2 separate regions of the Homo sapiens genome follow, and region 2 is linked to region 1. A link is an interaction called in ENCODE POLR2A ChIA-PET data of the cell type or tissue named here. Cell type or tissue: A673. All regions are shown on one strand. Links, peaks and the distances in the headings refer to the core of each region. The heading gives the core; the rest is flanking DNA.

Region 1 (16,082 bases), core at 7,916-11,915:
AAATAGGGTTTAAACTTCAAATGCTATTTTCACATCAAGTTTATGCTATATAATTTCATAATGGTGATAAAATCCAGGCAGCTACCAAAAGGAGAGCTCCCAAGTGATCTTACTACTGGGTTTCCGTAGTACAGACATTCAGGATCCTGGACCCGCTGAAGCCAGGGGAGGAAGCACCCTGGCGGGTCACTGGCTGATGGAAGGACAGGCGCCGTGATGGTTAAGTGTGTCCATGTTGGCTACCTGATTTCTTTTCAGCCAGTCTCAGCTTTGGTTGGTTTGTTTGACTGCCTCAAATCCTCGGTGGTCACCCTTATTTTTTATCTGGAATGTGTTCCCCACTCTGTAGAGGACTGAGCAGGGAGATTGCTGTGCATCCTTGAAGGGTTCCATTTTGACCCTGATCATCCTCAGTAGACATGGAAGCTACTCCAAGCGTGGCCTTGGAGGTTTGGGGACCCTGGACAGCATACAAATGGAGGGGTGAGGGGCAGCCGAGGGAAAGAAATTACTCAGAATATGCAGTAAGAACCATGTCTGGTTTCTGGTTTCTGTGTTTGGCAACACAGTAATGGGATTCCTTGCATTTCTCCCAGAAAAGCATTGGTGGGGAAAAAACTTTGTTCTGGGAGGTATGGTGATCATCAAATGCTATGAAGGCCCACACTGGACATACTTAAGCTGTGGAGGGCTGTGTTTCCCTTTGAGCATTTATTGAAGGCAGATCCTCTTCCCAGAGAAATACCAACACACAGGTAAGTTTGTGTTCAGGACCCGGGACTCCTTGGAGCCATGGATACCCACCCATGACCCCTATGGGATGGGGAAGTTCACAAAAGGCACAACGAAAAAAAGTCTTTCAGGTGGGGCTGGGGAAGGCAGTGAAATGTTAGCATATGCTTGCTTCCCGGTTCTCACTTCTGGCTGTTCTCTGTCCTCTCTCCACCTCCGGCAGCAGCAGCACAAAGGCATCTCTACGCCCATCGGCCTGCCCCAGAGACCTCCCTGGCATGGTGTGGTGGGGCAGCTGGTGTTGTGAATCAGGCCGTTGCCAATCAGAGAACGGCTACTTCACAACACCAGGGCCACACCACACTACAGGCAGCATTCCAGCTCCAGAACCCGCAAGGGCGCCCTCTGGCGAGGCAGCTACACCCGTCACAGAGGACCCTCGGCTCCAGAACCCAGGCACGCGGCTTTCCAGTTCTGGGCTGGCTGCTGCAGCTCCCCTGCAGACACTGGCCTCCTGAGGCTGCTGTTTATCCCCCAACACAAATGCTCCACTTTTAAAGAAAAAGACACTCCTGGTAACATTAGCTTCCTACAGAGAAAATGGTGCTACCAGGTTTCCCACTGTGAAAATGAAGTTATGGGCCATCAGGAGGGTTAAGCGCCACTCAACTGAACATTTCCTCCTAGGTGCCAAAACACACAATGGTTGCGGAGTTGGGACCTTTGTTTTGATACTTGGTGATGGTAGCTTTGAATAGGGCAAAGTAGAGGGAAGGGAGGACCTAGTAATAGGACGGTGGCCTCCTGGAGAGAGGAAGGCTCTTTGTAGCCACACATGCAGGTAATGCATCCACTTCCTAGATGGTCCCAGGGTCCCTGGAAAGCAAACACCTTTCTTGGCCAGGGAGAGTTCCACAGCTCTCCATCAGTGCATGTCCCAGTGACCTGAGGGCTGGACGAGAACCAAGCATGGGATTGTTCCTAGGGCACTGATCTGCCAGACACTCCATCAAAGGTAATACTTGCCATCACCTGTGCTGACAGATGGGCTTCCTTTCCCCAGGTCCTTACAGCCATGGACCCAGCAGAGCTGGAAAACTAATGGAGGTCTCTAGAGTTGGAGTAGTATTTTGTGCCTAACTTAAATCTTATATGTGACATCACCATTTTTCAGAGCCCAAGCAAGAGTTTTCAAGATAGAGTGGCTGGGTTGGCTGGTGTCCTTTCCATAACGCTAATAAAAAGGAGGATATTCCTCTCTCTAGTTTTCTACAGGACAAAGATCCAGAGCCACTCTGATTAACTCAGGCCCAGTCTATAGTCTGTTTGTATAGGGTTCTTGCTGCTCTGAAAACCAGAGAGACGGATAAAAACAAGCACCATGCAAACCTTGCATAGCACCCAGGTTACATAGAGCCTGAGTTAACCAGAGCCACCTGCATCTGTATCACCTTAGAATTATGGAGGGTGAGTCTACTTCTGTAAAGTTCTATCCCTCACTCCATCCCTATATCGTTAAGGGCATCTCTGAAATTTGTACTAAATTATGTTTAGGGACAAATATCTTCAAAGCAAAATAGTCCCAGTTTTCAGAAAGGGCTTCTTGCTGTCTCCTAAGAATTCATCCAGTTACCAACTCCCCTACGACCAACGGAGTCCAAGCTAGAGCCACTCATGGTGTGGTCCATGGGTGGCAGCTTCAGCATGTTGGAAAAGCAGGATCCCAGGGACCACCATGCACCTGCTCCATCAGAATCTCCAGTGGCCAACTCGGGGAACATAGCCAGACCTAATCTCTATAAAGAATGTTTTTAAAAATTAGACAGGGGTGTGGTGGCACACACCTGTAGTCTCATCATCTCCTCAGGCAGCTGAGGTGGGAGGACGTTTTGAGCCCAGGAGTTTGAGGCTGCAGTGAGCAGAGATTGTGCCACTATACTCCACCTTGGGTAACAGCAAGACCCTGTTTTAAAAAAAAAAATCTCCAGTGGGGACAGCAAGCTGGGCAGGAACTATGTTACAGGCACTCCAGGGGATGCTTCAAAACCACTTCCACCCTTTTTGGGTCTCCCCACAACCTCTCCAGCTTCCATTTCAGCCTTATCTCTTCCACATGTTATAACCAGAATGATCTTTTCAAAATGCACTCCTAAATCACGCAAATGCCTCCCATTCCTGGCCTTATAACTGCTTAAAGGGTTGTCCTCACGCTAACTTCAGTGGGACCCATGAATGACATCCACTCCCTTCCCTACCCTCCTCCCTTTTTATAAGATCCCTCTGGCCCCTGCCCCAGGGCCTTCGTTCAGCTCCACCCTATCTAGAAGGCTCCCAGCTGCCTCCAGACTCCCATCATTGATGCCTGACCGTCCTCCAAGTTTCAGACAGAGCCAACTCCCACTACCCAGAAGGCCAGGTCAGGTAACAGCTCTCCCGTGCACTCAGCAAGCTGAATTCCATCCCTTCAGAGCATTCATCTCATTTTGTCATTACTCGTTCATTAGTGGGAATCTTTGCTGAATCTGTGTCTTTCCCACTGGTCATAAGCTCCTTGAGGGCAGGAATATTCAGCTTCATTCACTGCTGTACCCTCCAGCCTAGTTCAGTGTCTGGCACTGAGTAGACACTGAATAAATCTGTTCAATGAATGGATGAGCACAGCCCAAGCCCAGCGTCCTTCAAGGTCAGACACTCTTGCTATTTGTTGAAGCCCTGGGTCTTTGTTTCCTTTCAGTGGTATCATCATTAATAGCAGCAGGCAATTACAGAATAGAAACTGTGCCAGGCACTGCCCTGAGCCCTCCATTTACATTTAGCCATGTACTCGGTACCTCCATTTCCTCCTCATAAGCAGGCAGGTCATGTAACCACCCTATCAGGTAAGTACCAAGACCACACCATCCATATTGTTGGTGATTGGTGTCGCTGCTGTTTAAACCCAAGCACTCTGGCCTCAGAGTCCATGTGCTGAGCCACTGCTCCCTGCTGCTGAGGAGCCAGCATGAAGGGGACAAAGCTGATGATGGAAGTCCAGGGCCGCTCCCAGGGACTGAGCAAAGCCTTCTCCATTCTCAGAGGCTTCCACTCTGGTTTCTTAAACCAGGTAGACCAGGCAGTGTTCTCTCCCTTTGTGCATTTGTAGATTCTAACCTTGTTTAAAGCACTTCATAATGGAACCTGATTAAAAACCTAATAAAATATAAAATGGGGTCAAGTCCAGAGAGAGAATGAGAGAACCATTTAAGATCCAGAGGATGCTCTACTTAATTTTGGTATTGAGCTGCTGAATTCATTTGAAGTTTGTACAGTGACCTTCAGAGGTTGAGACTGCAAAGGCAAATTGTGCTCCCCACCCACCTCACCCCACCCCTGCCCAGAACTCTTTCCTCAAGGCTAGCCTAGGGGAGCACAACCTTGGGCTGCTTCCCCTGCATGCTTAGATCCAGCCAGAGCCCCCCTGCTGGGCCACAGACCTCCATCCCCATAGCGGCTTCTTTTCCAAAGTGCATTCACCTCATTGAGAACAGCCTCTCCCCTCCTGAACATTCCAGACATTCCACTCAGGCTGACTTAATGCCACCTGGCCAGAAAAAAACAGTGTCCATTCCCCCTTTTCTAAAACCTTGATTTTGTGATCGTTTGAACCTTTGAGTTTAGAATCACTGTATTATAACTTCCTTGGGATCCTACCTTTGCAGCTAGCCACATTCCAAATTATAAGACTCTCTCTGGAAGCCCGTTGTAGACAACCAAAAGCCCTGATGATGTAAGGGAGCTCGCCAGACACACACTTTCATACTCACCACCTTGTCTTAAGCTGCTTACCATCTGCTGGCCCCAGTCAGCTCTTCTGGGAAAAGCTGCGTTTGGAAAAGGAGTTCCCCGAATGTATTTAATATCAAATGGAGCAATGGTTCTCAAAGTGTGCTCCCTGGAGCAGCAGCAGCACCAGCATCTCCTGGGAACGCTTTAGACATGCACATCCTCCAGCCCCACCCACCCCTGCTGAGTTAGAAGCTCTGCGGTGAGGCCAGTGCACTCAAGTTTGGGAACTACCAATATAGAGTAAAAGATGGGGGAGAAAACCCCTTGAGTATCAAATTTAGAAGGCCACAATAGTGAAGCGTCTGTGCCTACTGTTTGCAGAATGTGGAAGGTTTAGGGTGTTTACTACTGTATGTTGAATAATGATTCTCTTAAAACTTTTGTGAATTGTAAAAGTAAATCCCTAGGAATGCTGGGCAGTGATAACCTGACTCTCCCATTTTCACCTGCATACACATACCCAGAACATCCTTTTCTCCTTCACAACAGGGAAGTTGGAAGGTAAAAGTTATTTTCTACCAATATAAAGTCTTAGATTTTTATTTACTAAATTCTTAACACAGTACATGGCACAGTTACCTTTTAAAGGCTTTCCATTTCTTTAATCTGAGCCCACAGCAACCCCATTTTAAGGAGAGGAACTAGAGCCAGAGAGATTTAGGAGCCAGCCTGTACCTCAGGAATGAGAGACATTACTTGCGGGAGCAGAGATTTGAGCTCGGCAATACTCCCAGACCCACACTTGCCCTTGCTTTTGATTTTCTACCTCCCTAATGAACAAGTGGGGATCATGAAAGTCAGCTGTGCCCAGCTTACTTAGAGCACCTGTTTCTGTCTGAGCAATGAAAAGCCATTTGATTGGCGGTCAACTTGGAGAAACCTTGACCCTAAAAGATAATGCCATAAAGACCAAACACACTGGGCGATCATATCATTTCAACTTGACAAAATTTGTCGTACTCTTTTCTCGAGGTGGACTTCTTTTTTTGCTAGTGGCAGGGGTAGATATCCTTGTTTTGCTGGTAATTATCACCATTTACCTTAGACTTCATAGGTGGTTTTTTATGTATTCCTCATGAAAGCCATAGCCAAAGACCTTTTCAACCCCAAGCATCTGTCTCTTGGTAGGTACTGGCTTCAGGCAAGTGGCTTCTCTCATTAAGAAAATACAGTAATTTGAGTGTCATTGCTACAAGGGAAGTGTTCCTATGTACTCCATCACACCAACTGCAGTGAGACTATCAGGAAAGCTTTGGGTACCCTCCCCAGGAAAACTGCACATCACTCTGCTGAAATTTCAGGAAAAGTTTACGGGTCTCAAGGACAGAGTTGAAGTCAAAAAATTTCACCTTCATGTTAATTTTTTATGGATTTTTTAAGGGTGGGGGGAGGCAAAAAGATTTATTTCACCATTCCCTTTGTCTTCTTAAAACTCAGAAGAAACCTCACAGACCAATGAGAGAGTTTGAAATCGCTATTTTAAGAGGCATAGCATAAAAGAATTTTGATAGAAAAGTAGAGCAAAATAAGCAGTAAAACCTCATCCCTAACATTCTCCAGCTGCCTGACATCCTGGTTCAGTTCCAGAGACTTGGACCACTGCTCCCTAGTTCCAGGGGGTGGCACAGGAGCCAAAAACGAGACCTGAGGCTGAAGCCCAACAGAAGATGAAACTTGGGAGCAGCCTCAGCTTCGGGAATCCTCACTTCCTGGCACAGCAGGTTTGGGTGCCACAGAGCCCAGGGCTAGACACCTGCCAGCAGTCCATCAGTCACAGTCTCAGATGAGTGGCATCAAGGTGGAGCCCACTGAGGTGAAGGAAGGAGCTGTGAGGGACACCTGCATCCTGCTGCAGAAATGTCTGCCCCCCGCCTTGTCCCACCGCAGCTCTATCTCACAGTTGGAGAAGCAGAAGCAAAGCAACCTGTCCTGGACCATGCAGCCTGGTCCTCTGTTTCCAGAGCCAGAGGTCTTTGTGCTCTGAAACAAAGACAGTGACCCCATTAACCCACTGGCACTTACTGTGTGCCAGGCACTCAGCCTGTGTTGTCTCATTGCAGCACAGAGCAGCCCTGGGAATGGAAGCAGTGTCATCATTCCCATTTTTCAGGTGAGGCACAGGCTCAGAAAGGTCAAGAAACTTGCTCACGGTCTCACAGCTGGTGAGTAGGTTGTCAGACTCCAAAGATGTGTGCTGCTAACCCTGCCCAAAGGGACTTCATCCTCCTCCCTCCTTCCCAGGCAGTTCTCCCAACCACCCACCAACAGGCAACGTAGGTGTGATTGCCTTCAAAGTTTTCTACTTGCCTTCAAGCTTGAAGCACTGGAGACTGAGGGAAGAGAGCACTGGAAGTGGAGGAAGAAAAAAGAGCTGTTCCCTCCAAGGTTGTTCCCTTGGGCCTGACTCGACTGGAAGAAGCAGGGTGTATATGTGTGTGTGTGTGTAATTGACTTTGTGACCATGAAACTGAGTTAATACTCTTCTGTCTTTGCCTGTTTCTTCTTGTACATCACCTAGAGGAATACCCATTAATGTTTAGAGGCAGAGAACAATAGAAAATAGCACTGTTCAAGGACCAAAAATTTAAAAAGACTGCTGACATACAGCATAGAATGTGAAAGTCCCTGATAATCTTATCCCTAGGGATAACCACTTGCCATTTTTTTACAATTTCAATTTTTTATGATTATAAAAGTCATACACATTTAAAAATACTTCAAAATAAATACAAAATAAAAATAAATGCTTCATTGCTTAGGTTACCTTGGTACATGCAAGGTCTGAGACCACATCCATCAATGCAGTTTGCTGCGTGGATTACCAGATCTCTCCAACATTGACCTCAATTTTTTACTCTGAGAGCAAACAGAATGGGCAAGGGCTGACCTGAAATCCTTTTGAAACACAAGCTGGATCCTAGGGCTTTGACCTCCACTGCTCACTGCCACATGGGATCCGTCTCTGTGCCCCACTCTGCCCCAGCCCCACTGGCCTTCCTGCTGCTGCTCACACAGGCCTACTCTTAAGGCCTTTGCATACTCTGTTCCCTGCAGAGGCCTCTGCCTCTGAACAAATGTGGGACCCATCTCTGCCAAGGCTGGGAAGCAAACAGCCCCCACTTTGCCTTGTCAGCCTGTGTTTGCACCATTCCTGTGGTGGCCTCTCCCAGCTGCTTTCACGTGGGATTTGAGCTCTGGGAAGCTGGAAGTTTGTGGAGTCCACTTCCCTCATTTTGCATATATGGATGATAAAGCCCACAGGCAAGGGCTCTGACAAAAGGAAAGATTCCTTCCATTTGGCATTGTGATGCAGAGGCTGTCACAGACAAGCCTGGGAATTTGGGATACATCTTGCTGAGCCTAGAGACAGAAAAGAGCTTCTAGGCTGCCTTCCCTGAGCCCCGGGCCAGGCCCCTCCAGGACACACTTGCATGGCACCCTGTTCTTTAAAACACTGCACACCAACGACTATGCAAAGGATTAACTGACTTCTCAATATTCTTGTTTTCTACCGAGTGATAAGCTTCAGAAGGACAAGGTATGAGTCCGTTTTGCTCTTTTGCCTTCCCCAGCACATGGCACAATGCCCAGCACATAGTGTTTTGAGAGACAGCTGACTGGCTGTCTCATACAAGGCCCTGCTCTGTTGGGCACAAGGGCTGCTTAACACATTCCTATGCTACAAAAGACAGTGCTCCTCTCCAGGAACCACCAAATAAATTCAGATACTAATGCCAAAAAGAAGGCAGCATCAGCTTGGGAAAAGAGTGCCTTTAAGGCACTGTTTCTCTCTATGAAGGCAGTGTGGAATGATAGGGATGATCTAGGACCTAGAGGAGAGACCTTAAGTCTTACTTGCAGCCAAAAGCCTTCAAACCTGAGCTAGCCAGAACTGTTACATCAGAATTCTCACCCATGACAAGAAGCCTGGAGGGAGTCCAGGGTTGATGGATTGACTTAAGGTGTCATCAAAAGCTTAGACTTTACCCTTCTGCTGCACCACCCTTATTGCCTTGTTGTCACAAGAGGACTACTGCTGTTCAAGTCATCACTTCCACATTCCAGAAGGAAGAAAGGAGAGGTAGAGGGCCAGAAGTATCCCCTCCTTTTATCAGGAGCCATTAACTTTCCCAGAAACTTCCATGTCCACCCAGCAGACCTCCACTTACATCTCACTAGGCAGAACTCCTATCACTTGGCCACCCCAGCAGTCAGGGAAGCTGGAAGGGTGAGCATTCAGCTATAGAGAGTGGAAGCACAAGCAGCAAGGGAAGAACAGGTCAGTAATTGCTGTAGAGTTTCCTGCCCAGCAGCATCTGCCAAAACTAGGTAAATTATTTTTTAACATAATAGTATTTTTGTGGATTTTCTTACAAAAGCAATGCATATATATTGTTACTTTGAAAAATAAAGATTTTAAATCTTCAACAAGCCCATTACTCAGGAGTGATGACTGTTATTCTTGGTTTATTAGCTTTCTAGATCTTTGTATTTTTTTTAACGTGGGTAGAACCACAATATGGGTTGCTCTGAAATTAGCCTTTACACTTGGCATTGTGAAAAATCTTTCCAAATCATTAAATGTTCTCTGCAGAATTACATTTTATGTATTTGTGTTTTATTGAATAAGGCACATAATTTGTTTATTCAGTCTCTTGGTGTTCGGCATGTTTATAACAGTAAAATGTGAGAAACCAAAACTAGTGATTCTCCTTGTAGCTCAATCTTTGACCCAGATGTTCCCCTTCTAGGAATGTCTTGGAGTATCTGTGGTTGTGTACATCTTTAGAGCTTTTGAAACTTCCCACCAAATCGCCTTTTTAGATGAACTGTTCCAATGTACGATCCCAAGAAATGAGAGTACCCATTTCCACCCCCTAAAATTTTCACCAACACTTAAAAAAAAGACTGGGGAACAGGAATGGTAACCTAGCCCAGCCCTCTTGTTTCCAAGATGAGAGAACAAAGGGAAGCACTTGCACAGGACATACAGCATGGCCAGCCTTGGAACCCAGGTGGCAAGATGGAAGGCCAGGCCCCTCCGGGGTTCTCAAGGAGAGACGGACAAGGTCAGAAGACTTCAGGGGCATGATGCCTTGTAGACCATGGGTGTGTGCAGTCCCTGGTCTGGCAGTCCCTGGGTGGACAGATTTGCTCATGACTCAGCATCGTATTTCAACCCAAGTTGTGTGACCCTAAGCTTCTCACTTAACTGTTTCTGGGATCAGTAAAAAGAGGAAATAGGGCCCAGAACCAGGTCCTGTTGTCAGCCATCATGTCTGTTAGGGACTGAATTGTGTCCTCCTAAACTTATGTGTTGAAGCTCTAACCTCCAATGTGATTGTATTTGGAGATGGGACCTTTAAGGAGACAATAGAGGTTAAATTAGGTCATAAGGGCGGGACCCTAATCCAATAAGACTGGTATTCTCCTAAGAGGAAGAGACTCCAAAAAGGTGAGTTACCAGAGGAAAGATCATGTGAGGACTCAGCGAGGAGGTGGCCTTCTACAACCCAAAGAGAGAGGCCTCAGGAGAAACCAAACAGTCCAAGCTACGTTGATCTTGGGCTTCTAGACTCCAGAACTGTGAGAAATACCTTCCTGTTGTTTTAGCCAACCAGTCTGTGGTATTATGGCAACGGCAGAACACTCATACAGTGCCCCAACAGGTGTAGCAATCACTGCTACTTCTCCTGAATCCCAAGCCACAAGTGTCAGATACCCTAAAACTGGAGTCAGATTCTTTCCATAATCCTTGAATATGCATGTGGCAGATGCTATGGGTGCCCCACGCAGGGCTGTGATGGACATTTCCCTGCATGCTGACTGCATCCACGCCACCCCTCTCCAGCTATATATACTTGAAGCTCTTGCTGGTGCCCTGGGAGCCGCTCAGCCTACATACAGGCCATAGGTGCTAAGTACCTGGGAGCCAACGCCCGTGAAGCTGTATTCCACCAGTGAGGAATGGAAGTCAGAATTGTCCCAACATTCTGCATAGCTCCCCAGATGGTCTCCAGCAGGATGGAACCCCAGTTGCCCATCTGGACTGGTTCATTGATGCCCTTTATTGGCTCATATTCCTCTCCTCTCTTACACCTCCCTCCCCTGCAAACTCATTCCAGGACCGCTTCGTGGAATGTCCTCTCAGGTAAACTACTTGCCACAGCATTTGCCTTTGAGGGAACCCAAACTAAAGCATGTGAAAAAGCTGTGGGAGGAGTTGTTGTTGTTGTTTTAATAGATTATATTTTTAGAGCAAAACTGAGTGGAAGGTACAGATTTCCTATGAACTCCCTCCCCCATACCTACATAGCCTCCTCTGTTATCAGTGTCCCCCACCAGAGTGGTACAGTGGTTATAATTGATGAGCCCACCTTAGCACATCATTATCACATAAAAGTCCATAGTTCACATTAGGGTTCACTCTTGATGTTGTATATTCTATAGGTTTTGACAAACTTAATGACATGTGTCTTCCACTATAGTATCATACAGAATAGTTTCACTGCCCGATTCTCTGTGCTCCACCTATTTATCTCTCCCTTTCTTCTAACCCCTGGCAACCACTGATCTTTTTACCTTTGATGTTGTATATTCTACAGGTTTTGACAAACATATAATGACATGTGTCTTCCACTATAGTATCATACAGAATTGTTTCACTGCCCTAAATATTGTCTGTGCTCCACCTATTCATCTCTCCCTTTCTCCTAACCCCTGGCAACCATTCATCTTTTTACTTAATTTTGCCTTTTCCAGAATGCCACATAGTTGGAATTATACAGCATGCAGTCTTTTCAGATTGGCTTATTTAACTTAGTAATATGCATTTAAGGTCTTTCCATGTTTTCTGTGGGTTGAGAGCTCTAAATGACCTTAGGTTTCACAGTGACTTTTTAGATATGACACCAGAGTCATGATCCTGGAAAGAAAGAATTGGTAAGCTGGGCCAGGCATGGTGGCTAACGCCTATAATCCCAGCACTCTGGGAGGCCGAGGCAGGTGGATCACCTGAGGTCAGGAGTTTGAGACCAGCCTGACCAATATAGTGAAACCCCATCTCTACTAAAAATACAAAAACTAGCTGGGCATGGTGGCGTGCATCTGTAGTCCCAGCTACTGGGGAGGCTGAGACAGGAGAATTGCTTGAACCTGGGAGGCAAAGGTTGCAGTGAGCTGAGATTGTGCTACTGCCCTCCAGCCTGGGTAACAGAGCGAGACTTTGTCTCAATAAATAAATAAATAAGGAATTGGTAAGCTAGACTTTACTAAAATTAAAATTTTCTCCTCTGTGAAAGACACTGTGAAGAAAATGAAATGACAAGCCACAGACTGGGAGGAAATATTGCAAAAGACATATCTGATAAAGGACTGTCATGCGAAATATATGAAGAACTCCTGAAACTCAACAATGATAAACAACCCGATTTAAAAATGAGCCAAAGACCTGAACAGATACCTCACCAAAGAATATATACAGGTGGCAAATAAGCATAGGGAAAGATGCCCCACATCATATGTCATGAGGGAAATGCACATTAAAACAACAGTGAAGTACCGCTACACCCCTATTAGAATAATCCAAGTCCAGAACGCTGACAACATGAAATGGTGAGGATTGGAGCAACAGGAACTCTCATTCACTGCTGGTAGGAATGCAAAATGAGACAGTCACTTTGGAAGATGTTTTGGCAGTTTCCTATAAAACTAAACACATTCTTTCCATATGACCCAGCAATAACACTTCTTGTTTTTTTACCCAAGGGAGTTGAAAACATATGTCCACACAAAAACCTGCAGATTGATGTTTATATTATAGCAGCTTTATTCTTAATGGCTAAAACTTGGAAGCAACCAAGGTGTCCTTCAGTAGGTGAACAGATAAATAAGCCATGGTAATCCAGATGATGGAATATTATTCAGAACTAAAAAGAAAGCTCTGTTTTTAACCCAAGACAGACCCAGGTGCATATACACACACACCACCCAAATAGAACATTTGCTCAGGGGGCAATGAGCAGCCCCTGAAGCTGCAGAGCCCAAGTCCTTATTATGGGGATGATGGCAGTTGAAGCAATGGCCTCTGCCACAGGACATCAAAGCAGGAGCCTTCAAGTTAGACATAGCTATGTCCCAATCCCAGCACTCACACTCACTAGCAGGAAAATCTTAGGGGATAACTAGCTACGTCTGCATTTCATCAACTGGGGGAGTGGAAATAACACCAACTTCACAGGATAAGTGAGAGGCCTGAGAACAAGATAAAACAGTGTCAAGATAAAACTCTGTGCTCAGTGGAAGGCAGCCATGGAGCTGTGCAGCTCAGATCTCCCTACCAGGAAGGAATTCCTGTTCAGCCACAAGGAACACAGTGAGCTGGCAGCCTCCTGCTGCAGAGCCTTCAAGTATGCCTCAGCTTTTGAGCAGAGGCCGTACTCTTTCCGGGCAGTCGCCAGCTAAAGACAGAGGCACAGCAGAGTACTAGGGCCTGGCCATTTCTATCCAACATAGGGCTTCTCTAAGAGGAAACCTGTGTGCAGGAGCTCTGTGTTGAACTGGCTGAGACCATCGGGTCATACTGCAGGCTGAGGTTCTCCTGCCCAAACCTGCCTCCTCTCCTTTTTCTCTCACAGGCATCCCACTCCTCCTGCCCCCATGCAAACCTCTCTCACTCCTGCTTCTCTCTCACCTGGGTTCACTGAAAGAGGATGCTAACACATCTTTCCCTTCCTCCCTTGTTTCTATACCTACTGCACAAAATAGCAGCAACAGAGACAGGTTTTCATTGGGTTTCATTTGACAATCTCTAGATATTTTATCCTGGTGGGATCCTCCAAAGGAATCAGGATCATTCAGGGCTCTTCCATGCAACCAAGAGAGAGACCCCAGTTCATTGGATAAGAAAAGGCATAAGAATTCACTGGAATACTATGGGATACTCGGAGAACTTAAGGAAAGCTAAAGAACCAGGGTAAGAACCAGATGGCTCACAATCTCTGAGAATTAGTAAGCTCTCTTTTTTCAGACCACCACTGTTGACAGCAATAAGCTCCTGTCAAATTTTTGTCCTTGTAACATCCCACTCAGGGCTCAGATTCCAAGGAGAAGGTGTCTAATTGAACCAGGAGGTGGTGGGGTGCTCTGAGAAGCAACTATTCTTCCATTGATGGACAGACCCACTGACCTTGTGTCCAAAGCAAGATCAGGGCACCTGCCATCAGAAGGTGGATGGATCTGCCAGGTGGCTAACTCTACCCACATCATCCAACAGAATCTAATGGGAGAAGAAAAAGTGTCCCCCCTTCTCCAATTACTGCCAAGAGCTCAAATGTATCTCCAATTCATTTCCACCTAACCACCATCTATTCCTACCCTAAGAGTTTAATTTGAGTTTCTTGGGTTCAGTATCATTGTGCCTAATCTTAAATTTTTCATCCTCGCAAGTATCAGGAGTCAAGGATATGTTCAAACACTCTCAAAAATACTTATTTGGGATATAACAAGCTGCTTTTCTTTCCTCCAAAAGAAAATAAGCCCTCCCTGACCCAACCCTTCCCACACTTGCCACCAGCACCATGATGGAGGACAATCAGCCTTGAGAGTACCAGTTTCATCATCAGGCCCTCAAAGGTCTCAGGATTTATTGAAATCTTTAAAGGCCATTTCATGTTCCTTTAACTTTCCAAGTTAAGCTCCTCATCCCAACACAAAAGCACTTCTGATAGCTGGGGAAATTCATTGACATCCAAGAGGTCCACAGCAGGAGATGTGGCACCCTGCCCATATCCTCTAGGCAGGTATTCACCTTTAAACCGTACAGGCTGCTGCCTGCCCACTCTCTGCCTCAGAACTTTTGTAGGGCTTTATTTTTGTTTTGACTGCTCAAAGGTCATACTGGAACTGCAGAGAGTAAATCACCCCTAGGGAGAAGCCCTCATCCAGTGACAAATGGGGACTAAATAAATGCACCAACTCCCTTGTCCTTGGGGGAATACTGTGTGCTATATGGTCTTCCAAGTTCCTCGGTGGGACTAAGCTCCACTTGCCCACAGCAGTCACTTTTGAAAATGCACCTGTACTGGCCGCCTTCCTTTCCTGTCTCACTTCTCCTCTCTACTGCTGCTTCCTTGGATCCCCTCCCAAACAAATTACTTGCACATAAATCCTTGTCTCAGTCTGTTCCCCTAGAAGTAGACTCCGAGACAAAGCCCATCTTTAACCAGTTAAAGTTTCTGTCTAGAAACACTTAGAGCACAGCAGCTTCCCTCTGCTGCTGGCAGAAGTCAGGGAAGGAAGCACCAGGCAGGGGCCTCTGGCCAGCTGAGGGGACACCTATCTGTGCAAGCCACCCACCTTCTCCCCTAAGCTACTCAAGAGCCCAGACCTTGCGTCAGAGCGGCGGGTTCTGCCCTCTAGGCCTGGGTGGTGCTAGGAGGATGCTGCTAGGAATGGAAGGGATGCAGATGCCAACAGCCTTTCACTGCCTATAGGCACATTTCACACTGACAGGCTACCGGGGGTGTAACACTATTTTTATTTAAAACACCGGTTGCCATAGTAACATCCACATGACCCAATACTTATTCTAAGTCACACAGAAAATACCCTTGGGAAGGAATGAGAGAAGCACTGTGTGAGTGCAGTGCAGCCCTGGGAATCAAATAGCAAGCAGGCAGCGCCTGGAAAAGAAAATGCCACCACAGCCCACCTGTCTGAGCTCCTCCTCCAAACACCTGCCCAAGTCTTCCTGTGGTTTGTTTCACTTTGCAATTGATGAAAATGTTCAGAGGCCTATGGAGAGTGCTGCGATCTGCCCAGGCCTTGTGGGCTGCAGCTCTTCTCTGGAGGTCAGAAGTTTCCTCCAGAGTGACCTCAGCCACAGGTCAAGATGGGTGCTAAGAACCACCTTCAGCCCTAGGCACAGGGTGGTGAAGTGTGCAGGAGGACAGGCTTCCAGCTGCAGCCAGCTTTCCACAGCAGCTAAGGAGGCAGGGAGTTTACATCCCCACCATCCTGAAATGGGAAGGCCTGGTCTGGACCATGCCACCTGGAGGGTACCCCCAGAGGAGAAAAGGAAAAATCAAAAAGGAATTAGCTTTTAAGGACCAGAAGGAAAGCTCATTCTGTAGCAGCCCCCACCCCCTGCATGCCCTCCCTGACCTGGGCCATCAGGATTTCAGTTTTTATGCACCGATAGCAGTTTCTTTACTTCCTCATTAGCAAAAGCCCTAGGCAGACAATGTTAACATCTGAGGCCCTCAGAGACACTGAGGACCCCTGAGTGTCCCTGTGAGGCCTACAGAGCTTTGGACAGAGGCTATGATGGTTCAGCTCAGGTTGGGGCCTACCAGTCTGGCTGCCAGGGGAGCTCGGCATGCCTTGCCTATGCCATGCCAGGCAAGTTACTTCCCATTTCTGAGCCAGAGTTTTCATCTATGCCCCAGGCACAACAGTACCCATTTCACAGGTTTATCATAAGGATTAGATGATGATTGTAAAGTACCTGACACATACAGCAACCA
Region 2 (16,082 bases), core at 4,550-8,549, 370 kb before region 1:
GCAAGGAACAGAGGTAGGGAGACTTGGTCAATTGCTCTTTTAGAGATCTTGCCCCTGGGATGTGGGGAGCAGGACAGATGCTTTGAAAAAGGGGGCTCTGACCGGGCGCCTGTAATCCCAGCACTTTGGGAGGCCAAGGCGGGCAGATCACGAGGTCAGGAGTTTGAGACAAGCCTGGCTAACATAGCGAAACCCCGTCTCTATTAAAAATACAAAAAAAATTAGTCAGGCACGGTGGCGGGAGCCTGTAGTCCCAGCTACTCGGGAGGCTGAGGAAGGAGAATGGCGTGAACCCGGGAGATGGAGCTTGCAGTGAGCCGAGATTATGCCACTGCAGTCCGGCCTGGGTGAAAGAGCGAGACTCTGTCTCAAAAAAAAAAAAAAAAAAAAAAGAAAAAAGAAAAAGGGGGCTCTGCCAAACAGCCCTAGGTGAGGGAGGAGCTGGGCCCTGGGGAGCTGAGAGAAATGAGGGTAAAGAATGTGCGTTTGTAGAGAATAAAGAATAAGAAGGTCTTGGCCACCTCATGGAGGGTGGGGACGAGAGGCAGGAGAGGAGGAGAAAGGCACGCACCGTATCCAGGGCCCGCTATGTCCTCAGTTCATAGAGTCTTTATGTCTCATTTCACAGACAAGGAAATAGAGGCTTAGAAGCAGAAATCAAGTGACAAGCTCAGGCCACAGGGCTGAACAACGATGATGTGAATATTCAAGCTCCTGTTGGTTTGGAGAGGCAGATACGGTCCTGCCAAGAGCATCAGCTCCACAGGTAGTGTCAAAACATTATGGGTTTGTGTGGTGGACACAGAGCTGCACTGCCCAGCTCCCCTTCAGGAAGGCACAGTGGCCAGCTGCGGGCGTGCAGTCAGCTGCTGGTTGTAAGCTCTTTCCTGTGTACCTTGCCCAAGGTTACACCCCCAGGGAGTCTGTATCCAACCCCTTAGGAGCCAGGGTGTGAGAGTCTGGCCACTTGGACCAAATGTGGATACTGCCAGGCGAGCCTGCTCCAGGCCCTTGGCTGACCATGGCTGTGTGGGGCCTGAGTCACAGATTGGCGTCTTCCTCAGCTCATCCTGCCCCGCCAGGATTGACCCCTATTAAACTCAGCCTCTGCTTCGAGGAACCTAACCTGCAAGAGTAGCAGAGCAAGTCTTTGGATAGATAAGACAGTCTTTGGAGAGAAGGAGGCCTCAGTGGAGGGCTGAGGGGGCTATGCTTTGCATTCTAGGTAATGTTTTCTCCAAGCTGCTTTTATTTTTGGTACAGAAAAATGAGACAGGGTCCTCCCCATGTTTAAAGCTTCTTTTGGTTTTCATTTTCTCTGCTTTGGAGTTGAGATGTGGGTGATTGCATGTGTCTGGCTGAGTGAGAAGCAGTGCTCCTGAGCCTGATGGCCAGGAATTCCTGGGAACTTGGTGTCCTTCTCCTCTGGCTGAGCCACGCCCAGGTTCATCTTCAAATCTGGCTGGCTGTGCATCTCACCTCCCTCACTCTCCAGCCCCCAACTGCCTGCATGTCATACTGAAAGCAGCAGAGGGCTGGCAGAGGATACCACGTGGCTGCCTGATTCATTTCCAAGAGGGAAACCGACATTATCCATTCAAAGGGCAGAGGGAGCCATTGTTTACAGGAGCCTTTCCTCCTCCATCCTGGCTTCACCTTCTGGGAAAAGTGGGGACGCTCCACCTGCGCAGCAGCTTGTGGTAGGGTGGAGGGGGCTTGGGAGCCACAGTGGACCCCCCACAAGCCCTCTACCAAGGACCACGTGACAACAGGGATATGCACATTAACCCAAATTATTTGTCTACTTCAATCCCTGAACACTTTGTGTATCAGAAATTCTCTTAAAGATAAAGTGAGGTCTTTTTATTAACAGAGGTCAGAATGCAGGAGAGAAGAGGGATGGGGAGCCAGTCAGAGAAAGGAGCGCAGGCCTTCTCTACTCAGCCCAACCTGCAGGCTCCTCAGTGATCCCGGTTATACCGCCTGTATATGCGTATGCAGTCTTGTGCTAGGAAGTGGCTGAAGCCTCTGTTCTGTAGTCTCTGCTGATTTCTGTGTTGTAAACATTTCCCCCACAGCTGATATCAGGCTATCCAGGAGACGTCACTGAGCACAGAGTAAGGAGGAGCTGGGCAGTAGCCCCCATCAGGGAGGATTCCACCATCAAGACACAATAGATACCAGACCCTTAAGAGCATAGAAGACAGTAAGACGCAGTAAAATAATTAAGAAGTGATGAGTTTGGGTATTTATTACCTTTGTTTTTAATATAATTTATTTAATTGTAAGTTTATGAAATTTAATTTTACAATGGCTGTGTTTAACCACTGGTTCACAACGTTTCTGATCATTTAATAAGTGACTTTCACGGGCCAGTGATGAGCCTACGGCACTGCACTCCAGCCACTCAGCAACTCCATGTCCCCTCATATCTATCATCCTAAATGCCACAAGGGGTGAGTCTGTGGGCTCAGCTACAGTGTGGCTTCCCTTACCTCCACCCTCTGCTCCCAGCCTACCCTCTCTCTCGCAGTGTCTCCGAGGGAACTGCAGATGAACTTTACTTCCTGGAGGGAGTGAGCATAATGTAGTGGAAAGGGTTTTTCAAGTCTGCCATTCACTTAGAATGACGTTGGGTGAGTTACTTAACTAGTCTGAGCCTTGGTCTCTCAATCTCTAAAATGGGGTAATAGGAGTTACTTCATAGGGTTACTATGCTTTTGATAGGGATTGTTAACTATATCCCAATATCTATGCCTCCCCCACCCCCCCCCCACCATTTACAGAGCAGTAGAATTTTTAGCTGAACAAATACTGTGTGGATTGAAGACTGTGCTTCCCAGCCTCTATGGCAGCTAGAGAAAGAAGTTCTTTTTTTTTTTTTTTTTTTTTTTTTGAGATGGGGTCTCATTCTTTCACCCAGGCTGGAGTGCAATCGTATGATCTTGGCTCAATGTACCTTCCACCTCCTGGGCTCAAGAGACTCCCCCACCTCAGCCTCCCAAGTAGCTGGGACCACAGGCATGCACCACCATGCCTGGCTAATTAGATAAATAAATAAATTCTGCTTATTGGGATAAAAGTGGAAGTGATGTGTGCAATACCCAGGCCATACCCTTGAAAGGTAAGAACATGCTTCCCTTTCCAGTGTTCTCTCTTTCTGCTGGCTGGAATGCTGATGTGATTCTAGGAGTAGAAGCTGCTATCTGGGCCGGGCACGGTGGTTCATGCCTGTAATCCCAGCACTTTGGGAGGCCAGGGCAGGAGGATCACTTGAGGTCATGAGTTTGAGAACAGCCTGGCCAACATGGTGAAACCTTGTCTCTACTAAAAATACAAAAATTAGCCAGGCATGGTGGTGAGCACCGCTAGTCCCGGCTACTCAGGAGGCTGAGGCAGGAGAATTGCTCGAATCCAGGAGGCGGAGGCTGCAGTAAGCCGAGATCGTGCCACTGCACTCCAGCCTGGGTGACAGAGGGAGACTCCGTCTCAAAAAAAAAAAAACAACAACAACAAAAGAGAAGTTGCCATCTGGACCATGAGGGAGAAGCCTCATGCTGAGTGGCAGAGGAACCAGGTACTAGGAGCCTTGGTCTGATAATCATGCGGTTACCTTACCAGCCCTGGTCTACCTACTCAGCTTTTTATAAGTGGCAGAAATGGTATTAAGCCTTCATAATTTTGAGTTTTTTTTTTCATTTTTGTATTGTAGTGAAATATGCATAACACAGAATTTACCATTTTAAGCAATTTTTAAGCATGCAATTCAGTAGAACTAAGTACATTTACAATGTTGTGTGACCATCATCATGATCTGTTTCCAGAATAGGTTTTTCCCATCTCAAACAGAAACTCTGTATCCATTAAATAACAACTCCATATTTTACCCTCTTCCAGCCCCAGATAATCCCTATCTTACTTTCTGTCTCTATGAATTTGACTATTCTAGGTACATACAAGTGGAATCATACAATTTTTGTCTTTTGTGACTGGCTTCTTTCATTTAGCGTGATGCCTTCATGGTTCACCCATGTTGTAGCATGTGTCAGAATCACTTTCCTTTTTAAGGCTGAATAATATTCCATTGTATGAATGTATCACATTTGCTTATCCATTCATTGGTCAATGGACACTTGGGTTGTTTCCACATTTTTGGCTACTGTGAATAATGCTGCTATGAGCATTGGTGTACAAGTGATTTTGAGTCTTTTTGTTAAAGCAGTGGAAACAATATACTAACTAACACTGGTCTTAAATAATGCACACAGTGTTGTTGCAGTGCCTGGCATATATTTCCTCTCTTTGCTCTTTTTTTCTTTTTTTTCTGGAGAGTAAATCAAGGGATGTGGTAAAGAAAAGTTTGGGATGAAACCAGTGGCTGGCTCAGACCAGCTCACAAAAGCCAATGGTTACATTTTCAGTAAATTTGAGAGCTGGGTGTTAAACTCATGTTGACTTGAAATTGGCCATGGTGGGGGTATTTACACTATGGTAATTGGCAAACAATATAAATCGGGGTTTTTTTTGGTTTCTGAGAGAGCTGGTTGTTAAACATTATGAGCACCTCCCTGGAGAAAAACCTTCTTTTGCTGGAGGCCCACAAGACTTTGTTATAATTCCATCTTAGGTGGAGGAGGCTGTGAAAATTTTGTTAATTATGTTGTTTATGGGTGAGCATTGTTGTATGTGAGGTTTATGAAGTAGACATTTATTTGTGCATGTATGTATGTATCCTTTCTGAAAATTACCTAAGGTCATGGCAGAGAGGAGACTAGCTAGACATGTTTGCTGTGTGTTGAGGGCTAGGAGAGTGCTTCATGTTGAGATGGCTGCTGATAAGTGGAGCCTCCATCAGCCTGGGGACCCCTGAATGATAAGAATTCACAGAAGCCCCAGCTGCCCTGTGGTGGACGGGTAGCACGAACAAGAAACGCGCCTTTGTTATTTTAAGCCAGTGAGGTGTTGAAGTTGTTTGTTCTGCATCATAATCTAGTTTATCCTGACAGATACATCCCCCAAGTGGAGATGTCTGGTAGGTAGCTGCATATATAAAAAGAGTGTACTAGACTCCATGTAAACGGCATTTAAATCCATGGGATTAGTTGAGCTCTATAAATGGAAAAGAAAAGCGGTCCAAAGACAGAGCTCCGGGGGTTCATCTATGTGTAAATGTTAGAGGGATGAGGAGGAACCAGAGAAAGAGTGAGAAGGGGTAATTGGCTAGTGGGAGGGGGAAGGCCAAGAATGTGGGGTGCTGGAAGCCAAGTGAAGAAAGGATCAGACAGGAGGAAGGAGAAATTTACAGAATGGTTGGGAGTGTAAGTTAAGGCCTGAGAGTCATCTTGGCACCAGCAAAGGGGAGGTTTCTGGGGACTTGCGAGGGGCCAGGGTACAGGCTGACTGCCATTAACTTACTGATACTCTCAACCATTCAGTACATTTACAAAAGATTGGAAGGAGGAGAGCTAGAGAGAGGGCACATAAGCCTTCCTAGGACTCTGATGCAAAGGAATGACAGAGGAGGCAACACCTGGAGAAGGACGTGGGGGCAACAGAGGGCTTGGGGAGAATTGCTGGAGCTGTTGAGCGAGAGGGAATACGGGACCTAGGGCAAAGGAGTTTCCCATAGCTGGCAAGGTCCATCTCCAGGAACAGGAGTGAGGGGAGAACGGAGACACAGAGCTCAGAGGATGGGGGAAAGCAGGTGGGCGCCTGTGCAATGCCTCCTCCATGTAATGGGAAGCTCGTCACCAGAGGGAGGCTGTGAGGCTCTGAGGGAAGAGAGAGGCAGCAAAGGCAGAAAGCCCCTGGACAGGGTGGGGCCTGTGATAGGCAGACCTCTGGGGGGCTGCTGCCCCTGCTCCCACTCCCCATGTGGGCAGCTGTCCAGCTGCTTTCTGCCCCACCAGCCTCAGGGAAAGAAGATCTCAGAAGGCAGAAAGGCAAGGGTAAAGGGTAAGGCTGGCCTGGAAATCCTTCCCTGCTGGCTATCTGCCGCCAGGTAGAAGTAGGCCGCCAGGTAGAAGTAGCCCACCTGTCCACCAGCCAGTCAGCGAGCAGACCTCCATCTTCTTTATTAAACACCTTCTAAGCTCCTGACACTGAGTGGTTGCTGGGTATATTAAAGTACTGTCTTTCCTACTAGACTCACTGCTGTGTCATGTGACTGGAGCTCAGTTGGCAATGAGACTCTGAAGGAGGAGCAAGTCTTTCTGCCTAAGAGGTGAAGGCAGAACTTTGTAGGAGTTGGCATTAACAAGTCAGCAGTTTTTTTTTTTTCTTTGTTTTGAGACAGAGTCTTGCTTTGTCACCCAGGCTGGAGTGCAGTGGTGCGATCACGGCTCACTGCCATCTCTGCCTCCCAGGTTCAAGTGATTCTTGTGCCTCAGCCTCCTGAGTAGCTGAGATTACAGATGTGTGCCACCATACTTGGCTAATTTTTTGTATTTTTAGTAGAGATGGGGTTTCACCATGTTGGACAGGCTGGTCTTGAACTCCTGGCCTCAAGCAATCCACCCACCTCAGCCTCCCAAAGTTCTGGGTTACAGGCGTGAGCCACCGTGCCCTGCACAAATCAGCAGTTTTTCGTTTTGTTTTGTTTTTCTCGGAAGAAGACCAGAAGGGCATTCCTGCAGAGAGAATAACATCGGCCAAGGCACCCAGGTGTGAAGGTTTCAGCCTGCTGGCCTTACCTGCTGTAGAAGAGGCTCCCAGTGCAAATAAGTCTTTGTAGCTGTCAGGAGAAGGTTTCTATGGAGAAGAATATTATTCAGGAAGCCTAAGGGGGCTTGATGGACAAGGACACAGGGAAGTGTCCCAGGGTGAGAGGGAGACCAGAAAATGGACCCTTTGGTTATGGTAGGCCCATGTTCACTGAACTGAATTGTTCAAAATCCAACTCTAATGTCTGTGATGGGGACCCTGCAGGGGCACCCTCCTTTAAGTCAGTAGTCAGAAGCTGAGCTTAGTCACTAAATTGGCAGTGTCACCTCTGGAAGGGACAGCTGTAGTATTTAAGTCACATGTGAGCCATCACATTCCTGAGTTATTCAATCACAAGAAAATTGATATCTCAAATCTGCAGAGGAGAGGAAATGAGCTAATATTTCTTGGGGGCTCTTTGAAATAGCAGATAACATACTAAGTACTTTGGCATTTTCTCCCTTAAGCCAACACCTTCGCTTCTTGTACATGTTGTATCTATTAAGAAATAGGGGCTCAAAGATGTGCTGCACAACTGACACAGAGCCAAGGTGGCCAACTAACAAACCTGTGCTCATTCCCAAATGGCATGAACCCAAACATCTGTGGAGGCCAAGCGAACATCAGCTCAGGTGTGATGATAAAGGGCAACTGAGCCTCCCCTTAATTAGAGGGAGTGACAGGGGGACTGTGTGCCTCATGGGAGTATAAGCCCAATCTTTCTGTACCTTTTAGCTTTTCCAAAGAAGCCAGAAATCTGGATTTTGAATGAAGTTTCCCATGTCTGAAGTATAATTACTTAAAACACTGTGCTGCCCAAACAAGACACATTGATGGGTTAGCCCCCAGCTGTGAGTTGCCATATTCCAAGTGTCCTAGTTGGGATTGCATTTAGCTGTGTGTGACACATTCCTGCTAGGGTAGTGCAAGCACAAAGGAATTTGTCTTCTCCCATAACGAGAGGTCTCAGGAGGTAGTACAGGGCTGACGTGAGCTCTGCAATGCTGCTGTCATTGTCCCAGCTGTGTTCATCTTTCTGCTCCATTCTCTTGAGTGGGAACAGCAAACAAAATACAGTTAGCCATCTGTGTCCATGGGCTCCGTATCTACAAATTCAACCAGGATGAAAAATATTTGGAAAAAAATAATGCAAATAAAAAACCAATGGAGTGTAACAACTCTTCAAATAGTATTTACATTGTATTAGGTACTACTATAAGTAATTTAGAGATGATTTAAAGTACAGGGGAGGATGTATATAAGGTATCTGCAAATACTACTCTGTTTTCTATCAGGGGCTTGAGGAGAAATCTGCAGATTTTAGTTTTCAAGGAGGTTCTGGAACCAATCTCCTGCAGATATCGAGAGAGGACTGTACTCAGCGTGTGTAAGCAAGGCAAGATCAGGGATCTGTCTGGTTGAAGTTTGCTTGCATTGCTCTTGGTGCAGACCTCCACCAGTGAAGTAAATCTGTAGAGGTACCTGCTGTGGGAAGAAGCCATTGTCCCCTCTGAGGGGTGCTTTCTTCTGAGTTGGCATGAGCAAAGAGGAACTTAGAACCTGGCTTTAGCTCTGCAAGTGAAAATTTCCTCCAAGTAAAATAAGAAAGAGTCTACATTCTTCTCTTACTGAAGCCAATCTAGAATGTCCTCTTCCCTCCCCTGATCTCTAGCTCATCTCACCCAGGTGCAACTTTCACATTCTTTCCATAAAAATTCTCTGGATTGATAAAAAATCAATCTACCTGAGCTGGATGAGAGATGAAACCATCCCTTGATATAAAGATGGTTTGAAGTAGAAGGAAAACCTCCCTGTGCAGGGGTGAGGCTGGGTTGGAAGAGAGTTGGAGGCTAGGGAAGTGTTGAGTGAAGGTCCTTCCTGGGACTCATGGACTTCAGCATTTCCAGGGAGACAAGGTGAGTGGAGTTTCAGGCATACCCTAGAGTGTGTTCTTTTCTACCTGCAATATTCATGAACAAGAACACTATTTTATTTTTCCTGTTCTAGGGAAAATTCTCCCAAATGGTGAGATAGGGAGAAAAGCCCTCCTCCTCCCTCTGGCCTCCACCCAGGCTCAGGTTTTTTGTTTCAGCTGCAAGGGCTGTGGCTGGTATCTTTTCCCCTTCTCTCGGTGAGTGGGAGGAGCTGCAGAATATGTTAATTCACACACATCAAAGATACACAAAGACCCAAATGACTGCAGAAAAGAGAACAACAGGATGCACAGAGCCTTAGCCTAATCAGTTAACTTACATTCTTTGCATAGAGGTTTGGAAGAAAAAATAATTACCAGGCTAAGGAAAGCCTTCCTAGCTTCCAAAATTCCAATGACTTTCTCCACCAGGATTATGCTGGGATGTGGCAGAGGGCACACCAGAGTCTGTAGGGCTTCCACGCAGGATATTCAAGTCTCAGGTGGTCGGCAGGCACAGCTTTCACAGCCAGGCCTTGCTTGGGACTCGGCCCCCGAGCATTGGTGAGAATTCTATTTAGGTCTTCCGTCTTTGCACATTTATTATTACTGGTTCTGGTGGGGTGGTTCTCTTTGAGGCAGTTTACACCGTGAACCTGAGTTGAACTCAGGCTCTGGCACTTACAACCAAGTGACCTCGCAGGTCTGTTTTCCCAGAAGCAGACCACTAGATAAACCTTTGCACGAAAGTGTTTCATTGCAGAATACTCCTAGGAAAATACAATAGGGGGACAGGAGAGTGGGGCCAGGAAGGGAAGGAGGCCAGGCAGGGTGCAAAGGGGCAGCATCGAACACAGTCCCATAGAAGGAGGAGGAAAGGCTCCCACTTGGCTCAATTCTGGTGGAGCTCTGGGGTCAGTGGAGACCACACCTGAGTGTGCCTGTCAAAGGCAAGGGAGCTAGAAACATTTATAGCCCTGCACCCAACAGTCTAAGGTTCAGGGCTTACCTGGCACACCTAAATTCCCAAGGACCCCAGACTCTTGTGGGTAGGCAAAGTAGACCCTGGTAGTCAGAGGCAGCTGTTCTCAAAAGTGACAGAAGCCAGGCACATGGGAGTTGTTGTTCACAACACTTGGGCAGTGGCTGAATCTGCTACAAGTGACCTCAAGCAGTTGACTTAGTCCGTAAGACCCATGTGAAAAACGGGGATTATAATGTACCCTCTTCACAGGATTGATGTAAGATCAAATAAGATGATACATAAATGTAAAGCACCCTGACAATTACTGCTCAGACATGGTGAACTCTCACTAAATAATACTATGATTATGCCGAACAATGGCACAAATTTAACTTCTGGATCTGTAGCCTATTAAGTCAACCCACCTTTCTCCTGTCCCCATGAAAGGCATGGCTACTCCATCCTGAAGGACCCTTGCCTTGTCATCCTTGTTGGGGCTGAAATCCTGGTAGCCATCATCAATCTACCTGAGCTGGATGGGAAGTGAAACCATTTACCTGCTCTGAAGTGGAAGGAAACCCTCCCTGTGCAGGTGGCCCGGTTCCTGCTCCCTGAGCCCTTCAGCATGGCTGTTCCTACCTGCCAGTGTGGCTCCTTCAAAGGGTTCCATGCTGAGAGGCTGGCTGCTCATTTTGAAGATGTGGATACCACTCAGATATTTTTGGAACTTGACTTTAAAGCCTGTCTAGTTCATGGAACAGCAACGTCAATCACTTTTTACTGAGCATGTACTACGTGCCACACATTCTACCAAAGGCTTGCTAGGCAATAGTTACTTAATGTTCACAGTACCCTGGGAGGTAGGTGCCACTATCTCCATTTAAAGATTTCCCCTCAGGGATACTGAAGTTGGAGGTCTTAAGAAGCTTCCTTAAAGTCACACACTCAGGAAGAGGCATCTTGTCTACCTCCTTAGCCCACGTTTGGAGTCATGTGCAATTAATCCACTCACTCCTTAAACCTATGCATTCCCATTTGTGCGTATCGAATTTTATAATTATTTCTAATCTGCCTCTAAGATTTAATAGAGGTTAAGCTTTCTATGTGAGCTCACTCTTTCTTTCCTTCTTCTTCTCCTTCTTCCTCTTCCTCTTCCTCCTCTTCTTCTTCTTTTGTTGCTTTAATAAAAGTGTTTAAAATAGCAGTTACCAGAGCTGCTGTTTTCTCTGCCTCTTTCGCCACCAGCCCACTGCCCTCATCACTGATGTTTATCTCGTGAGACCTAGGCCCCAGTTCTTTGCATTTAGAGGAGACAGCCCACAGTCCTGCAGATCTGAGATCTTGCAGCCTTTTTGCAATGACTCTCAGTTCTTACATCTTACATGAGAGTCATAATCCTAGGTCAAAGGTCAGTTCTTACAACTTTCAGTGAGAGTCATAATCCTAGGTCAAAGGTTTTTGGACTCCTTCCTCTCTTAGAGCTCTTCTGCAAATGATTCTTATTTGTGCTCAGCCAAATGTGCCTGTCCTGAAGGAGACAGGTACAGGGAAAAGAACAATGACTGCTTCTGCCTTGCTTGGCCCCCTGGAAGTGCAAAAAAGCTTAAGGTGTCACCAGCTCTGCAGTCCACACCAGCCTCTTCCTTGCCAGTTAATGGCATCTGTTCACCAACCAGCAGCAACCAGCTCATACCTCAGCCATTCTCCTTTCTTTTCTGCATTCTGAACACCAAGTGCAGAGACTCTGCACTTTTTCCATCTTCTGCACATGATATTTTCACAATGTACCAAAGTTCATTGTGGGCAGAGACTGTGTCTTAGTAAACACTATAAGAAACAGTGTATAAAGCACCAAGACAAAATTAAAAAAAAAAAGAAAAAAGAAGAACTAAGATATGGGCCCTACCTATCTGGAAGCCAGGTTTGCTGACCAAAGAACTCCCCCTGTGCCAGAGAGACAAGTCAACAGTGATGCTTGTGGAATTCTCTGGTCCCACCATGTTCCTGATTATCCACAAGAATCCTCCCCTTCAGTAGCAGCTGTGGAAGGGGGCCCATGCTGCCATGTAACCTTGGATGAAGTTTGCTCTGGATTAAGGGGCTGTTCTGGAGATTTATCAACCTCACCCCCTTCCAAATGGAAAGTGTTTTTGAACTTGCCTTGCTTGAATTGCATTATTGTATTTAGGATGTGTTAGTGAGGACTGTTGTTACAATCAGGTTGCAAAATTATGAGGAGGAAACACAAGGCTTGACTGTTACAGAACCAGGGAGAAACAGATTCCACTGGAGATTGTGGACTCTGAGAAAAATGGTTAACAAGGTCATCTCTGGGTGTAGTCACACAGCTGTGACTGTGGGTGTCTCTCACGGGTAAGTGCATGTTTGCACTTTTAGATCTTGGTAAATGCAGGATCCTTTAAAAATGTGCTATGAGAAGAAGGATGTGTGAGCCTGGCAGGCACAGAAGTGGAATGAGTGCACAGGTTTCCTGGCCCGGTCTGCCTCGGCCACTTCCAAAGAAGTTGCCTTGCCCACAGAACAAAAATAGAACAATCAGCCTTTACCTTCAACAATTGAAACCAAGGATGCAGATGTCGCAGGTGACTGGTGTGAAGCCAGGAGCCTTGTTACAGAGGCCTGGGTGAGGTGAGCCAGCAGGGTAGGAGGGCCAGGGGAGGAGGGAGGAGAGGAGAGTGCTATTTGGCTTTCTGAGGGCCTTTTTTCCCTGTAGTGGTGGAGCTGCCTCTCTTCCTGCTGTTTTTCCTGGGCAGCTCCTTCCTTCCCATAAACTCCCCTTCCTGACCAGTAAGAGGGCTTCTGATTCTTGTAACCCCTGACTAGGGCAAATGCCGGCCAGCTTGACCTTCCAGGCTTTCTCCACCCTCTCCACCAAAGGCATGTCCATAAATGCTTCAAATTCCTGAGTGCAGGGACTGTGGTGCTTCACCCTCATCCTCGCCTCGCAGACTGTCCTGGGTCTGGCTCATAGCAGGAGTCCCATGGCTGGTGAACAAACCGTGACTCTCTGGAGCCACATCATTCTTCCTGTAAATCAGCTGCCACCTGACCAAGGCCCAGAATAGTCCAGGCCCATGTCATCCCGAGCACTCTTGTGTGGAAAACAATGAGCCACAGAGGTGCAGAGGCAGTTCACCCACTGCTGAGTGTGCTGAATTCTGGCCTCCGTTGAATGTGTGCTGATGACACATGCCATCTTTTAAAGCTTGTAGAGCCCCCTATTGTCCACAGGTACAAACACAAAGCATTCTGATCACCCTGCAAAGCAAAATGAACCCAGGAGTGGGTGTCATAACTGGATCCTAGAAGCAGAACTCCCCAGTGGGTGTGAGGACCAGTAGCCTCAGAATCTCCTGGGGGATTGGTAGAAATGCACATTCTTGGGCTTCCCCTGAGACCTGCTGGATCAGAATATGCATTTCAACAAGATCTGCTCCCACTTCATCCCCATTATTTACTTGCATGTTAAAGTCTGAGAGGTGCTCATTCAGAAACACATTCAGCTTCATAAACAATATTTCTAAAGTTCTAGATACTTTTCATGTTAAGAAGAAAGAGTAGCACCCCCATGCTCATGCCCATGACAGAAGGGGGTGCCATGTGGTCGTTCAGAGTGTGAGCCTGGCTTCAGAGCCCACTGCATGACCTGGGTGGCCTCCTAACTTCCCTTAGATTCAGTTTCCTTATCTGTAAAATGAAAATAAAAGCAGGAACTACCCCAGAAAACTGCTGTAGGGATTAAATGAGAATATACATATTTAAATAGCTTAGGACTAGGTCCTTACTACATGTGCGCTACTATTATTTTGCATCATCAAAATAGTTGCCATTTAGTAAGTGTTTGCTGTGTGTTAAATACTGTGCTAAGCACTTCATACCACACATGGAGGTATTATTGTCTTCCTACTGAAGAGGAAACAGAAGGTCAGAGTGGATCAGGATCTTGGACTGAGATCTTGGCTCTCGAAGGCTAGCCGTGCTCTTACCCCCTAAGTCATGTCACCTGTTGAGGTCTATGGTATAGCTACAAAGGGGCCAACCAAAGAGGGAACCCATTTCTGTATGTTACGTTAAGACACAATGTGACACAAAGTAACTCACAAATTGCCTGTGTATATCCTTTGCCAGTTTTTATTTCCTCTTTGCTTTGTATTATTCCATCCATGTGAAACACCATCAACAATGCCAGGCCCTTTGTAAGTATTCAATAAATATTAGCCATTATTTGGAGGAGTTCTCTATGTATTCTTTATACCAATCCGTTTTCAGTTACATCCATTTCAAATATCTTCTCCCAGTATGTGGCTTATCATTTTTTACATAGTGTTTATTGCACAAAGGCTTTAAATTCTAATATTGCCAGATTTATCCTTTTTTTTTTAAGGTTTGTGTTTTGCATGTCTTAATTAAGAAATTTTTACCCCATGGTCATAAAGATACTTTTCTATGTTATCATCTAATGTTTTAAAATGTTACTTTTCTCATTTAAGTCTGTTTTTAAAAGCACCCCCGCCGCCACCCTTTCAAATGTGTTTGGAATATGTCCTTACATATGTATATAATCTTGTAAAATACATACATCTGCCTTGTGTCTGTTTTTAATTTACATAATGGAATTTTGCTACAAATCTCATTCCGTTTCCTACTTTTCCTACGCCACATGTTGCTCTATAGATTCTGTGTTTGCTTCTAAGTGCATTGTCACAGTTTACTTATCCATTTCCCTACTGAAAGATACCAGACTGCCTCCAACTCCCCAACAGAAAAACAGTGCAATATACCACCTGGTACTTTGTGAGAACTTCCATGGGACTGATGTGCTCAGGGTGGATTTGTTAGGTGTTGAAGCCAGTCAATGGATTCTGAATTTTGTTAAATGTTGTCAGAAAGATCTCCAGAGAGGTGGTTCCACCTTATATCTCCTAGCAGTATAGGTCCTCACTTACCCACATTTCTAACTTTTGCCCTTCCTGTGGATAGAAGAGCACATCTCATTTGAATTTCAATTCCTCAGATCACTGCTGATCTGGAGCTTCTCCTCCCATACTTGTTGGCCATTTGGTCACTTCTCCTGTGCATTGCCTGATGACCACTCTCTATTTCCTGTTGAATTTTTGTCATTGTTGATTTGTAGTAGACACATACTTGACAGTCTAGATAGTCATCCTTGGATTTTTGATGCTGCTGATACCTCCTCACTGTTTCATATTAGCTAAGAATTTCTTTCTGTGTCCTTCACTAAACAAACATGCCATACACACACACACACACACACACACACACACACACACACACAGTCAAAACTGTTAGCCGAGCACATACTATGTGCTGACACCACTAGGTACTTGTCTTAGTTTGGGTCCTTGTGAAGCTAATCTTGAGGCAAAGATATTGGTGTAAGTGGTTTATGTGGGCAGTGAAAGTAACACCTTAGGGAAGTGGGGAAGTGACCTACAGAAGGGAGGTGAGCCAATAAATGGTGTGTTATGAAACAAGTTACCACTGTAGGTGACAACCTTAATTCTGCTGTAGAATTCTGGGAGCCAGTGTAGAACTTGCCACTTAGAGTCAAGTGTTTACATCCCAGCTCTGTCAGTCATTACTTTGGGGGACTGGGAGGGTGTTAAATACCCAGCACTTCAGGCTTACTGCTGAGGCAGCAAACTGGGCTCTAGCAGCAAAGAAAGGTCTCAGGCAAAGCAATGTGGGTGCCTGCAGTCCCCAACCACCCCACCAGGCAGGCTCTGAGATGATGAGGGCGAGGGGACATGGGCAGGGCACCAAGAAGGCTAGCGCTCGGGCTTTATGTGCATTATCTTGAACCCAGAAGTCAAACAAAAAATAAAACACAAAACAAAAAACCAAAGCTCTGATAGCTTATGAGGTATGATTATGCCCATTTTTCAGGTGTGAAATTGAGGGTTGGAGAGGTGAGGTAAATTGCATGAAGTTAGTGGCAGAGCAGTGATTCAAACAAAGAATGTGCATCAGAGCTGCCTGGGAGAGTTTATAGAAGGCAGAGTCTAGGTCTGGGATGAGCTCAGACTACATTTGAGCTCGGTCTACATTTTAATCACGTGTTTGATATAGGTATCTATGTTAGTTATCTATTTCTGTGTGACAAAGTACATCATTACTTGGCAGCTTAGAACAAAAAATGATTATCTCACACAGTTTCTGAGGGTCAGGAATCCAGCGTGGCTTCCCTGGGTGGTTCTGGCTCAAGGTCTCTCACAGCATTGGAATCAAGTTATTGGTCAATCCATTTTCAAGTATGTTCCTCCCTGCTGTTGGTGACGGAACCATTCACTATCTCGACTGTAGTGGCAGATATATGAACCTCCATAGGTGATAAAAACATAGAACTCAGCCAGGCGTGGTGGCTCAAGCCTGTAATCCCAGCACTTTGGAGGGTTAGACAGGGAGGATTGCTTGAATCCAGGAGTTTGAGACTAGCCTGGGCAACATGGTGAAACCCCATCT

What was found. ChIA-PET counts read pairs that join two places held together with the same protein. Peaks named below come from ENCODE experiments on the same cell type or tissue, not always from the same donor. Only the 100,000 strongest peaks of a DNase experiment are listed, where the experiment ranks them.
Region 2: POLR2A ChIA-PET joins it to region 1 with 8 read pairs; 3 of 35 experiments call an interaction of 5 or more read pairs at or near these places.

The regions. Positions count from the first base shown.
Region 1 is chr3:44,113,209-44,129,290 of GRCh38, forward strand. It overlaps LOC124909489 (a long non-coding RNA gene), which reads left to right. Exons shown (of 5, transcript XR_007096256.1): 5 at 956-9,156. MIR138-1 (microRNA 138-1) reads left to right here and starts at 1,004; the gene lies at 1,004-1,102. RefSeq lists an enhancer at 1,049-1,548. In A673, for the core only: no CTCF peak of the experiment used is centred there; no DNase peak of the experiment used is centred there.
Region 2 is chr3:43,746,870-43,762,951 of GRCh38, forward strand. No RefSeq gene overlaps it. Among named protein-coding and RNA genes, the nearest start is that of ABHD5, 64 kb to the left of the region's middle. RefSeq lists an enhancer at 6,376-7,575. In A673, for the core only: no CTCF peak of the experiment used is centred there; a DNase peak (open chromatin) is centred at 7,032.